2 separate regions of the Homo sapiens genome follow, and region 2 is linked to region 1. Evidence: chromatin contacts called from ENCODE Hi-C or POLR2A ChIA-PET data. All regions are on one chromosome and are shown on one strand. The core of a region is the stretch at or near the end of the contact, and the rest is flanking DNA. Distances in the headings are between cores, read along the strand shown.

Region 1 (6,682 bases), core at 3,642-6,141:
TTCCTCAAGGCACATCATAATCAAATTAGTAAAAATCAAAGACAAAAAAAGAACACTCAAGACATTTAGAAAAAGGAAACATATCACATTCCATAGAGTCCCAATACAGCGTTCAGCAGATTTCTCCACAGAAACTCTGCAAGCCAGGAGACATGGGATACTATATTCAAAGTGCTGAAGGGAAAATACTGCCAACCAAGAATACTGTACCCAGTAAAGCTATCCTTCAAATAGGATGCAGAGAGACTTTTCCAGACAAACAAAAACTGAGGGAATTAATCTACATAGGACCTGCCTTACAAGAAATGCTAAAGGGAGTTGCTCAACCTGAAAGAAATAGATGCAAATGTGAAATGAGAAAACACCTAATGTAAATGACGAGTTAATGGGTGCAGCACACTAACATGGCACATGTATACATATGTAACAAACCTGCACATTGTGCACACGTACCCTAGAACTTAAAGTATAATAATAATAAAATATACATATATATAAGAAAAGGGTGATAATAATGATGATAACACAAGCCACCATCAATAAAGTACCTTTTTTTGAGATTAAAAAAAAAACCTGAAGGTATTAAACTCCTGGTAAAAGAAAGCAAACAGATAAATTCAGAATACTTTAATATTGTAATTGTGGAAATAAACCACTTATATCTTAAGTATGAAGACTAAAAGACAAAAATATTAAGATATGGAGACAACCTAAGTGTCCATCAACAGATGAATAGGTAAAAAATTGTGGCAGATAGCTAGCTGGCTATGTGTTTGTGTATGTATGTGTGTGGTTACTAATCTTTTGCAAGATCCAAATATTTTTCCCATTCTGTAGGTTGCCTTTTCATTCTATTGGTTGTGTCCTTTGATAGAGTTTCAAATTTGGGGGTAGTCCAATTTATCTGTTTACATTTGTTGCCTGTGCATTTGGTGTCATATCCAAAAACCATTATCAAACTCAATGTCATGAAGCTTTCCCACTACATTTTTTTCCTAACAGTTTTATGATTTTAGGTGTTACCTTTAGGCCTTTGATCTATTTTGAGGTGTATTTGTATATGGTATAAGGCAAGGGACCAACTCCATATTTTTGCATGTGGATATTCAGTTTTCCCAGCACCATAAGTTGAAAAGACTGTCCTTTCCCCATTAGATGGTCTTGGCACCCTTGTTGAAGATTCAATCACCATATAATTGGACATTTATTTCTGCCATCTCTATTCTATTCATTGGTCTATATGTATTTCTTTACACTAGTCCCACACTATTTTGATTACTGTAGCTCTGTAGTGGGTTTAAAATTTGGAAATGAGACTTCCAACTTTGTCTTTCTTTTTCAAGTTATTTTTGGCTGTTCAGAGCCCCTCAAGTTTCCATGTGAATTTAAAAACCTAATCCTTATACAAAAAAATGGTGAGCTAATTTCAAAGTTTTATTTAACTCTTTAATGATGAACTCTTTAATGATGAAACCAGTAGGATGGCCAAGTAGGTTCCAAAAAGAGTTTGAGAAACTGAGATTTTTATAATGAGGGGGAAAAAAGGAATTCTGCAATAAATTTGCTAGTTACATATTGTCGTATAGGAAAAATATACCCACCCACCCCCCCTTTTTCTTAACCAATGTAAAGAACCTTTTCTACCAATATAAAGAAGATGATCCATGGGTCTTCTTTACACTGGTAGAAACAAAAATCACCTTATAAATTTTACAGACTTGTAAAATGTTTGAGTCATGATCAGTTGTGTAAATAAAGTAGGCTCATTAGAAAATGTTGTTAGCATGACATAAAAAGTCATATAATCATCTTTTATCTACAAGTTTTAGGTAATTTTCCTTTAACTTATTTTATTTTATTTTATTTTTTAAGACAGAATCTCACTCTGTCACCAAGGCTGGAATGCAGTGGCAAGATTTTGGTTCACTTCAACCTCTGCCTCACAGGTTCAAGCGATTCTCATGCCTCAGCCACTGGAATAGCTGGGATTACAGGCATGCGCTACTACGCCCAGCTAATTTTTGTATTTTTAGTAGAGATGGGGTTTTACCATGTTGGCCAGGCTGGTCTCGAACTCTTGACCTCAAGTGATCTGCCTGCCTCAGCCTCCCAATGTGTTGGGATTACAGGCATGAGCCACTGCGCCTGGCCCCTTTAACTTATTTTTTACTTTTTTCCCCACCAACTGGGAATAATATCTCCCACATTTCCTTTTTTTCTTTTGTGCTTTTGAAATACCATTTATATGCTTTGGAAATACCTTCCATACACTAAAACTAGAGACAGGTATATGACCTTTAAAATCCAGCACAGGTTTTTTTTGAGAAATCTTCCTCCAATATACCCTTCTCTCCAACCCTAGAGTGAGTGAAGTGTTCTGTGCTCCCAATGTTCCCTGTACGTGCTCCATAATGGCACTTATCACAGCCTGTCGTAGTTGCTTATTTTAAGTTTCTTCTGCCCTGTCCCACCAAACTGTGAGATCCCTGAAGACAGGAACAGTCTTTCATCTTCAGCATCGAGCCTGATGCCTGGCACACGGTAAGTCCTCAACAAGTATTTGTTAATTAAATGAAGAAGTTGAGCTTTAGCCATCCAGAATCAATTGTCTAGATGTCTGTTCACATTTGGTTCTAGTGTCTCTTCTTACAGCCTCTTCATAAGTTTAAAATGGATCCTTTAAATTTGTGAGGAGCTAGAGACTTATCTTGGAAGAACTCTAACAACCATCTTTCATTTTATATGTGATTAAATTATACATTGTTAAAGTGATGAAATTTAACATCTTTTCATAGTTTAAAAATGCTATGTCCTATTGACATATATGAGGAGTTAGAAATGAGGGACCTACTGACTGGTATTTGTCTGGAAAAGGGAGGATTAAGAAGTGCAGTTGTCTCATTTACTAGAAGGGTCAATGTAATGTTTTGTCCTTGGCAAAAATCTCAAGATTTTAGTTAATTCTCATATTACTTTGAGAAATAGAATAGAATCTAAGAAGGTTCTATTTGGTTCTGGTCATTCAGAGCCTCATTTTCTTATTTATTGCCTCTCCAAAAGGCAAGCACTCCAGGAAGTTATCTAAACTATTATAGTCACTAGTTTATTCCTTTTCAATTGGTTTTGTCACATTCCCTTGCTAGATAGCAATATTTTTTGGGTATTTGTTTTGTTTTTTGAGATGGAGTCTCACTCGCTTACAGCTGGGATAATAATGTTTACTGCACTGCACTCCAGGCTGGAGTGCAGTGGCGTGATCTCAGCTCACTGCAACCTCCGCCTCCTGAGTTCAAGTGGTTCTCCTGCCTCAGCCTCCTGAGTAGCTGGGACTACAGGCACACGCCACGACACCCAGCTAATTTTTGTGTTTTTTAGTAGAGACACAGTTTCACCATAATGGCTAGGCTGGTTTCGAACTCCCGACCTCGTGATCCGCCTGCCTTAGCCTCCCAAAGTGCTGGGAAGACTGAGGAATAATTTCAGACTCTAAAATGTGGAATGGGTCAGTGTCACCTAGCAAGGTCCTTGGGTGGGTTGTGATAGGGGAGGGCAGGGCAGGGGGACTTTGTGGCCACTCATGGGGCAGAACCAAATAATGGTCAGAGGGAAAAGAGCTGAAAATGAAAATTGGAGAATGTTGAGGATCAGTATGGCTCACTTCCCAGTTTTGCCAGGCCAGCTCTGCCTGACGAGATCTGCCAGGTCTATCTATGATTTTCCTCTAGAATGTTGGGTGTCATCCAAGGTGTCCTGAGTTCTAGCATCTGGTCATTTTTTACAAGAAGAAAGAACAAGCTCTTGCTGTGGGCATTTAGTTAATGCCAGGGCCGACTTTTTACCCCTCTATGCCTGGTCACAGTTGCACTAGGGAGCTACCCTCTTTAGTAAAGGATGAGCTCTTTTAGTCAATTTAATACCCTGGAGACAGGAGGTGACACAGCCTGTGTCAAACAGGCCCCCAGTAAATTTTCATTGAATTAGAAAATGACAGCTCTGTAATTTGGTGACTAGGGACATGCTGGAGGCCCACCTGGAATGAAAGGGGAAAGGGAGAAGAGAAAAGGGCATTGCAAACCATGCTCCCCTCAAGATACTTCTTTCTCCATTTTCTATTGTGTGTGTTTTAGCCATGTTAATACTACACCTCTGTAACCTGCCCTAGACTTTTCCAGCTAGCAATTGCATATTAAGATGGTATTAGGCTGGTGCAAAAGTAATTGAGGTTTTTGTCATTGAAAGTAATAGCAAAAACCGCAATTACTTTTGCACCAACATAATAATATCTTTAATCAGTAATTCCAGACCCTAATAGTGCAGAAATAAGGTGGGTCAAAAATTTACACAAGGCTGTTGAGTAAACATTATTATCCCAGCTGTAATGATTTTTTTTTTTCTCCTGGGACTTTCCAGGGGAAATGATTTTCAGCAGCAAATCTGCTTCTCTGCTCCACCTTCCTGTTGGCGTCAATGGAGACTGACGCCAACAAGCTTCCTGCGCTTTAATTCATCTCTGCTGAGCTACTGCATTGGGGTCATAGAGAGGTTACAGCAGATGTTCTTCTCACTGCTCCTGCTTAACATTCACTTTGGTTTTCTCTTGGGGGTTACCAAAGTAGGAAATAACCTGGGGGGAGATGATAGGATATAAGGGCTTGTGGCCCTTGCGGTGATTCTGGGCAGTCAGGCCCAATTCTTTTTCATTTTATCAATCAGGCAAGAACCTCAAGCTCATTGCCTGGTCCTCCTAGGTAGCATTATCTTGTTTATCCTTGTATTCTTGGAGGTCAGCACAGGAACTGGCACATAGAAAATACACACTTTTTTGTTGTTAAATAGAGGGCAATACTGAGGGTGTGGGGAATGTGGCAATTGCCTGGGCAGAGAGCTGTGGACAGTTCTGTGCCTTGAACCAGACTGTCCCACAACAAAAGGACCACTCCAGCTGAGGTGTGAGCACATTCTCCACCTCTGCCCGTAATCTCCTCTCCAGGCTGTGCACTCTCAGTTTGTTCAGATATTTATCGTAAGTTGAAACAGAGGGAATATATAATGCAATGGAAAGGAGCAAAAGCCTTTGAAATCATTCATTCACAATAAACAAACAATTATTGTGTACAGAGGTGCTATTGTTCTAGCCTCTTGGGATATGATAATGCACGAAATGGACAAAAATACCTGCCCGGTGGAGTTTAGATTCTGGTTGGTGGAGACCTACAGTTCACAATAAAAAGAATGAGTCATGTTAGAAGTCAGGTGCTATGGAAAAAAGTGGAGCAGGATTAGGGGCATTGGGAGCACAGCGTTGAGAAGTCATTTTAGAAATTACCTCTTTGAGAAGACGCAGATGCTGGAGGAAGAACAGCCAAGGCAAGAGCCCAAAGTGAGGAGCTATGCACTGGAAGAAAGTGAGGAGGCCAGTGTGGGGGAGTGCAGTGAATAAGGGGGAGATCATGGGAGATGAGGTCAAGGAGGTAACGGGGGGCATATGTAGAGCTGGTGGATATGCCTGGCAGATTTAGCAGATAAAAATTTGCAATCTCAGCTAAATTTGAATTTCAGATAATAATTTTAAAAATACAGATATGCCTCAAATATTGCATGAAACCATACTTAAACTAGAAAGTTATTAGCTGTTTACCTGAAATCCGTATTTAACTGGGCATCCTGCATTGTCTTTGGCAACACCGCTGTGGACCATTGTAAGGACTCTGAGTAAGACTGGGAGCCCTCAGGGGGCCTTGGGCAGAGGAGGGATGCCAGCTGCCTTGGAGCTTGAAAGGGCCCCTCTGGCTGCTTTGTGGAGAGCAGAGTGAGAGAGCACTGTGGACAGCAGGGAAGCCAGACAAGGCTGCGAAGTGGTCCAGGCTCAGTACAGTAACTCTGACCTGGTGGTGGAGGTAGGGTTGGTGAGAAGCCGGCAGATTCCAGACACATTTTGGAAGCATAGCCAACAGGATTTCCTATAGATGTAGATGGTAGTTAAAGCCAGGAGACTGGGGGAATTCCCAAGAGAATGAGGCCTGGTGCCCTGCAGCATTAAGAGGCCAGGAAAAAGAGGAGGAGGCACAAAAGATGCTAAGGCTTTGACCAATGAGTACGAGGAAACCCTAGAGAATGAGATGTGCTGGGAGGACAGAAAGTGTCAGGGAGGAGGATTGTCAAGTGTATCAAATGCTACTGATAAGTCAGATGGGATGACTGAGGGCTGACTAGTGGATTCAGCATGGAGTTGCTGGAGACCTTGACAGGAGCAGTTTTGGTGGAGTGGTGTAGGTGGAACTGGAATTGGTTTAATAGGTAATCGGAGAAGTATAAGAAGATAATATGGGCAACTCTTTGGCGAAATCTGACTTATTTAAGGTCCTACCACTTACTAGCGTGATTCTTGGTAAATAATTTTCTGATCCTCAAGTTTTTCCTCTTGTAAAAAAAAGAATAGTAACAAGGATGCTGTAAATATTAAATATGTAAAAGTTTTGGCATATAATGAGCATTTAGTAATTGGATATTAAGATTATTGTAATACAATATTAATTTCTGACATGATGTTGGCAAAATGCATTTCTGTGCCTTGATTTCCTTATCTGTAAAATGGGAGTAATAACACCACCTACCCCATGGTGCTGTTGCAAGGATTACATGATGTAATCTATATAAAAGCACACAGAATAAACAGCTTGTG
Region 2 (6,155 bases), core at 122-2,621, 72 kb before region 1:
AAATAAACATTGTCAAACTATTTTCCCAAACGGTTTTACAAAATTTCACTGCCACCTAGCAACACAGGAGTTGTACCACAATGTTATCAACATAAGGTCATTGTTAGGATGGGTCATTAAACCCAATAAATGTTAGTTATTAACAGTAATCAACTCCCTTTCCAGAAGCAGCAACAGTTAAGTCTTTCCCCATGTTTCTACTCAGTCTTTTCCACATATTTTATTCTTCAGATAGTTGAGACTATGCTGTCTGTACAGTTTGGCATTCTGCATTTTGAATGAATGAATGAATGGCTTTTTCCTTTTTTTTTTTTTTTAAGACGGAGTTTCACTCTTGTCGCCCAGGTTGGAGTGCAATGGCACGATCTCGGCTCACTGCAACCTCTATCTCTGGGTTCAAGCAATTCTCATGCCTCAGCCTCCCAAGTAGCTGGGATTACAGGCATGCACCACCACACCGGGCTAATTTTGTACATGAATGAATGAATGGCTTTCAAACCATCCAAGTGGTTTGGGATACAAGTTGCTGGAAATGCACACAGGCTGAGGACAGAGGGGCCAACTGTGACCACGGTTTGAAGAAACGGCACCAGCCAGGGGTGGGAGGTCTGGATTGCAATGCTGACATTGCCTCTAAGAGTTGGATATTCTCAGACAAGTTTTCTCAGCTTCTCTAGGAAACAGTTGCCTCCTCTGTAACATGAAAGCGCGGACTCAGGACATTTAATGATTGCTCTGGCTCTAATGTTCTTTATTCTCAAACCAAGAAGGTGCCTGGCAGGGTGGCTTAGAACTTTGGGTTCTAGAAAGGGAAGGAGATGGCAGCAGCTTCAGGGTGCCTGGGAAGGATGATGGGCACAAGAAACTGTTCAGAACCCTGGCCAACGGCCTCTGAGAATCCAGATTCTGCGAGCAAAGCCCACCAGGCCAGCCTTACCAGTACCAGAGGAGTCTCCATCCCGTCCTGCTTGCACAAGCTTTCCCGCCCGCCAAATGAGAAGATGCTCCTGTGCTGCCCGGACCACATCACCAGGCCTCACTGTGTCCCTGCCGACCGGCCCTTCTGGTCCCCTTCTCCCCTTCCCCATCTCTGCCCCCACAGCCTTACATTAGTGTCCGTCTCATCCCCTCTACATTGGCTAATTCAATGAGTCCCAGGTCTGTTAAATTAAGCCCACTGCTGCCCCTGCCAGAATCCTCTAACAGCTCTAATTGGAAAAACAGCCTCAGCCTCTGCCTATCAAAGCTGATTATATCCATGCGCACAGAGGCCTGGTCCTTGTCCGGCATGCTCACTCCACCCGGCCCGTGAGATCATTTCGCCTGTTCCCCAGGGCTGTCTGCCAGCTGCAAAGGAGTCAGCCTGGTAGAGGCGCCTTCTCCACGTCAAGGAGCAGCAGCTGGCCTCCCAAGCCGGCCCTGATAGCATAAACAAGTTTGTGCTCATCACAGGGAACTGGAAAACAACTTGTGCTCGAAGCAAGACGTCTTTTTTTTTTTTTTTTTTTTTTTTGATACGGATTCTTGCTCTGTTGCCCAGGCTAGAGTGCAGCAGCACGATCTTGGCTCACTGTGACCTCCGCCTCCTGGGCTCAAGCGATTCTCCTGCCTCAGCCTCCCGAGTAGCTGGGATTACAGTCACCCGCCACCATGCCCAGCTAATTTTTGTATTTTTAGTAGAGACGGGGTTTCACCATGTTGGCCAGGCTGGTCTTGAACTCCTGAACTAGTGATCCTCCCGCCTGGGCCTCCCAAAGTGCTGGGATTACAGGCATGAGCCACCGCGCCTGGCCAAGACGTCATTTTTAACTAACCTGCATTTACCACCCTCATCCCTGCAATCCCAGCGGAGTCTCTCACACTGGAGGGAAGGATTTACTCCAAGTAAAGGTACACTTGCCCCAGGAAGCCATCCCAAGAGAGTATAGTCCAAGTATGTACTAATTCCCAGGTGCCTGCTCATTTGAGCCCCTTTCTCGGGGGTCAGAGCAGTCAACCAACCGAGAACTCTGTGAGGATCTAATACGTGCCCCATGCTATACTGCAGCTAGATGTGGGAGAAGGGGAGATCAGAGAGAAGTGGAATCATGCCTCCACATAAACCAGTGGGTTTTAAAAATATTTTTTGAGGTAAAATTCATATAAGATTCACACTGTCACCATCTGAAAGTGTACAATTCAGTAGTTCTTAGGATAATCACCATATTGTTGAACCATCACCACTATCAGATTCCAGAATATTTTCATCACCCTAAAAAGAAACTCTGTTCCTAGTAGGTAGTCAGGCCCCATGCTCCTCTCTCATCCAGGCCTGGGCAACCACGAATCTACTTTCACTCTCGGTTAAGCCCCTCATTTTAAAGCCATCGTGTATGCTTGCATTTCTCCCCTCGTCTCTACGGTTTTCATAACTGAGTACCACCAGACCTTTGCATGGAGCACATTAGATGCTTTTACTTCTGAGATCTCAAAACACTTAAACACTGCAGTTTCCTTGGTTCTTGCCACATATTATAATCAGCAAATGCCCTCTGTCCTGTCAACACCAAAATGATGAGAACACTCTGATTCTGTGATGAAAGTCTGGTAATACAGCTCTGGTCTAGCTGATGTAACTAGGTAGCATTAGAAGTTTAGCCAATGTCAAGAACCTTATTTTGTCAGGAAGAATGAGGCATTTTAGGCAAACATAAGAAAGCACAAAGACAGTTAATGCAAACTGTCTTGGGGCAGGTACCTGTGTAGGAATCACACAAACTTTAGCAAGTATCAAAATCACCTGGAGGACCTGTTAAAATGTGCATTGCCGGCCCCACCCAAGTTTCTGATTCAGCAGGTCTGGGGTGAGTCTTGAGAATGTGCATTTCTAACAAGTTCCCAGGTGATGCTGATGTTGCTCATCTGGGGACCACACTTCGAGAACCACTGGCATATTGACTAATGGTCACAGCAAGGAAGAACGATCACCGAGCTTATGCGTTTGGCTTTGTTTCAATTTCACTTCTTTAGGCTAACTGATAAGGTTAAAGTCTTGTCTTGATGATGGTCACTGGCAAATAACACTGTTGTATTTCTACAAGTATGTTTTATGTTCAAAATTTTCCATTTCACACTTGGGAGCCAAGATCAGTAATTCCTTAATGTGCTTGCAACAGGGCATAATCAAGTAATAAATAATTTCCTTTCTGAAGAGAAGTGTGATTGTGGATTATTTTATCCTGTCAGTTATGGTCAATCTTTGAGATCTTTACCCATAACATAAATATACATTTGCATAGTCCTGTGCCTTTTGGCCCATTATCTAGAGGGCTCTCTCCCTTGAATATGTGTCATAGTATTCACATGAACCTGCCTGGCCACAAGTGCCCATATCTTGTACTCCAGGGACAGAGCCAAGAGTCAGACTTTGGGTCACAGCCAGGGCATTCTTCAGAGCATGCAATCTTTGTGAAAACAACCATTTATAGTTTTATAGTGTTTTCATATTGTCTAACATAAAGCTCAAAACAACCTTCTCACATAAACTGGGCTGGTATTTCAAATCTATTTAGCACATACATAAACTGTGGCTTGGTTTACTGAGGTGATTTGCCCAAGATGTTCCAGTTAGTGGTGAAGCCAGGCCTCTAACCAACATATCCTCCACTTTATCATTCACGTGGATTCCCAGAGTTAAAGCTCCACTGATCTTTATGAATGCCCTGAGAGTGCCACTTGAAAACAACATAAATCTGTTTATCTACAGTAAGATAGTAAAAAGCCCATATGAGCCGATAAACAGGAAATAGGAATGCACATTACCATTTGGTTTTTAGTCTCAAATGTCTAGAAAGCCAAGATCATGCTCCCTGGAACAACTGTCTATTCATTCAATGGAAACAGCATCTTGTCACTGCCTGAGCTCTTTCTCTGAGACCCATAAATGGGGTCCCACTGGGACTTTTAAGGCTTTCAGGAGGGAGCAGGTCTCTATGCTGGCCAAGAGTCACCCACAGTCCCAAATCCCACCAGCTCTCATTAAAGTATCAGGGGCCAGGGAGGCTCTTCCAAGGCCTGCTTTAACCACAAACTGAAGGCATGATCCTGACTGCTGCAGCCTGCTTCATTCATATCCCCCTGAGCCCTGGTCTAAGCCAACTCCCTCTTCAAAAAGGCTGAAATCCAACCTATTCCTTCTACTCCTGCTACCACAGACTACTGCCAGGATAAAATATTTTATTTTGATATGACTTTTGTTGATCCTTTTCTAATAATATAAATATTGGTAAAGATAAAAGTGTAAGGAAAAGAAAAACTACCCAGATTCTTAACACCCAAATTAATCACCGTTAATATTTTCCATCATTTTTTGATATGAATGTACACTGAGAGCATTTAATTTTGTAGTAACTTTCTAAAACATAACTAGGTTTCTGTCCTGCCTAAACCTTTTGAAGGCTCCTCCAGCCTCTGAGATGACATCTAAATATTCCCTGCCTTGCTGCGTCAGCCTTCCCTCTCCTTATGAACCTCCCTCCCAAACCCTGTGAGTCTAGCTCGGAGCCTCTATTAGGTCTGTGTCTGTCTGTCTGGCTATGCTCCACAGTGTTTGAAGAAACATTGTTACTAGGTGGGTTGCACCCAGCCCCACTACAAGCCCCTTGGCACCTATTTCCTTATACTCTTCCCCCACCCCTCACGCCTTATACATATACGTCAACTGCACACCACTGCAGGCCTTTGAGTTTGCAGCCTGAGTGTCTAGCTATACTGATCCGTGTACCTTTCCCCACACCTGCCTATAAGCCTTTGCTCAAGAGATTGCCCTTGCTTGGAATGCTACTATCTTTCCTACTACTGCTTGTGAGGAAATCCAGATCCAATTCTCATTTTTTTCAGGTCCCATGGTCTGTAAAACGTCTTCCTTCCCTCTGCTCCTGGGGCATGCGATGCTCTACTCCACTCCTTTGCATGAACTGCAGACTCACATAAGCACATGTTCCCTCACCCTCTGGAATTCCTAGTGGCTCGGGATCACCCCATTTGGCCTTTTATTCCATAAAATGCTGTTCACAAGTAGGTGCTTGGGGTCGGTGGAACTGAAACTGATCACAGCTGTGTAAGGCCTTGGGCTCACCCATTTTCACCTGATCAGCACCTGGGGTGCTGTCTCTTCCTTGGAGTCAGGGATATGGGGTGTAAGGAGGCTGCTCTGGCCTCCTCGTGATCTTACCTAGGCCAGCCCTGGGTTCTACGTTCAGAGTTCATGGCAGGAAGACATCTATATTCACAACTGTTAAGATGGGAAAATGATTTGTTACATCTTACCCCAACCTAAAGAGGATTTTAGGTGCTTCAGAAATACAGGTGGTTCCCAACTTATAATTTTTTGACTTTATAATGGATTTGTCAAGGTATGACATGCATTTTCAACTGATGACAGGCTTATGGGAACATAACACCATCATAGTCCAGGAGCATCTGTACACTCAGTAGGATAAAAATGGAATGAAGATCGCAGGGAGGATAGCATAGCAACATGCAGCCAGTCAGTCATGAGGTTGGTCTGCAGAACTGCAGGACGTGAGCTGCAGATTTAACTCTGAGCTTCTTAGCAACCAACGTGAAAAGAGAAATACAGTCAGTTAAACCAAATCACAGTGTGGAGGAGCTTAGTTTTTCTTTCCACTAAGCCTTGAGAGGAATTTCTCCTGAGGATCCTCTTAAAGGGGAGGCTGAGAGCTATAGGGGAAAGTTGTTACTACACCATTACATATTTAAAAAGCAGCTTCTTACTGTATCTCCCAGGGGAGTCTGAGGACTAACACCCAGGTACGGCTCTTTGAAAGGAGTGTACCAGGAAGCAGCAGTGTTCAAACCTTCAGTTTTCTGGCAGGTGACCTTGATCTGGAGCTTGGGGCATCTGCAGCAGCACATCAGAACCGCTGCCCAGAGTCCAGGAGGTCTGAGAGGCTCTTCGGGTCTGTGGGGGGTGGCACACGAAGGCTGATCTCACGGAGCTCCTGGCCTCCTTGTCTAACTCACCCACAGCATTTCTGCCTTTTTATGTTTTTACATGTTAGAATTTGGGGTCAGCTGTTTGACAAAAGAGTTTTGCATCAAAAACTGAAGTTTAAAAACCTGTCATGAGTAATATTTCTCTTCAGTGAGCTTTT

What was found. A loop is a pair of places that touch in the nucleus more often than their neighbours do. ChIA-PET counts read pairs that join two places held with the same protein, here RNA polymerase II (POLR2A). Pooled maps may share reads with other maps.
Region 2: POLR2A ChIA-PET joins it to region 1 with 10 read pairs in SK-N-SH. The contact joins two enhancer-like sites. A Hi-C loop is called at or near these places in 5 of 168 maps with a recorded cell type or tissue (Caco-2, IMR-90, PC-3 and 2 more) and 3 of 50 pooled maps. POLR2A ChIA-PET finds 5 or more read pairs at or near these places in 1 of 52 experiments (SK-N-SH).

Annotation. Positions count from the first base shown.
Region 1 is chr1:179,707,850-179,714,531 of GRCh38, reverse strand. LOC105371635 (a long non-coding RNA gene) reads left to right here. Exons shown (of 3, transcript XR_922329.3): 2 at 2,483-2,541. Among named protein-coding and RNA genes, the nearest start is that of FAM163A, 32 kb to the left of the region's middle. RefSeq lists an enhancer at 4,691-4,760. Within about 2 kb of position 4,891, at least 3 of the 41 ENCODE cell types and tissues checked have a DNase peak (open chromatin) inside an H3K27ac peak, as active enhancers do.
Region 2 is chr1:179,777,292-179,783,446 of GRCh38, reverse strand. The region is part of intron 1 of FAM163A (family with sequence similarity 163 member A); the gene reads right to left. Among named protein-coding and RNA genes, the nearest start is that of MIR12116, 24 kb to the left of the region's middle. Within about 2 kb of position 1,371, at least 2 of the 41 ENCODE cell types and tissues checked have a DNase peak (open chromatin) inside an H3K27ac peak, as active enhancers do.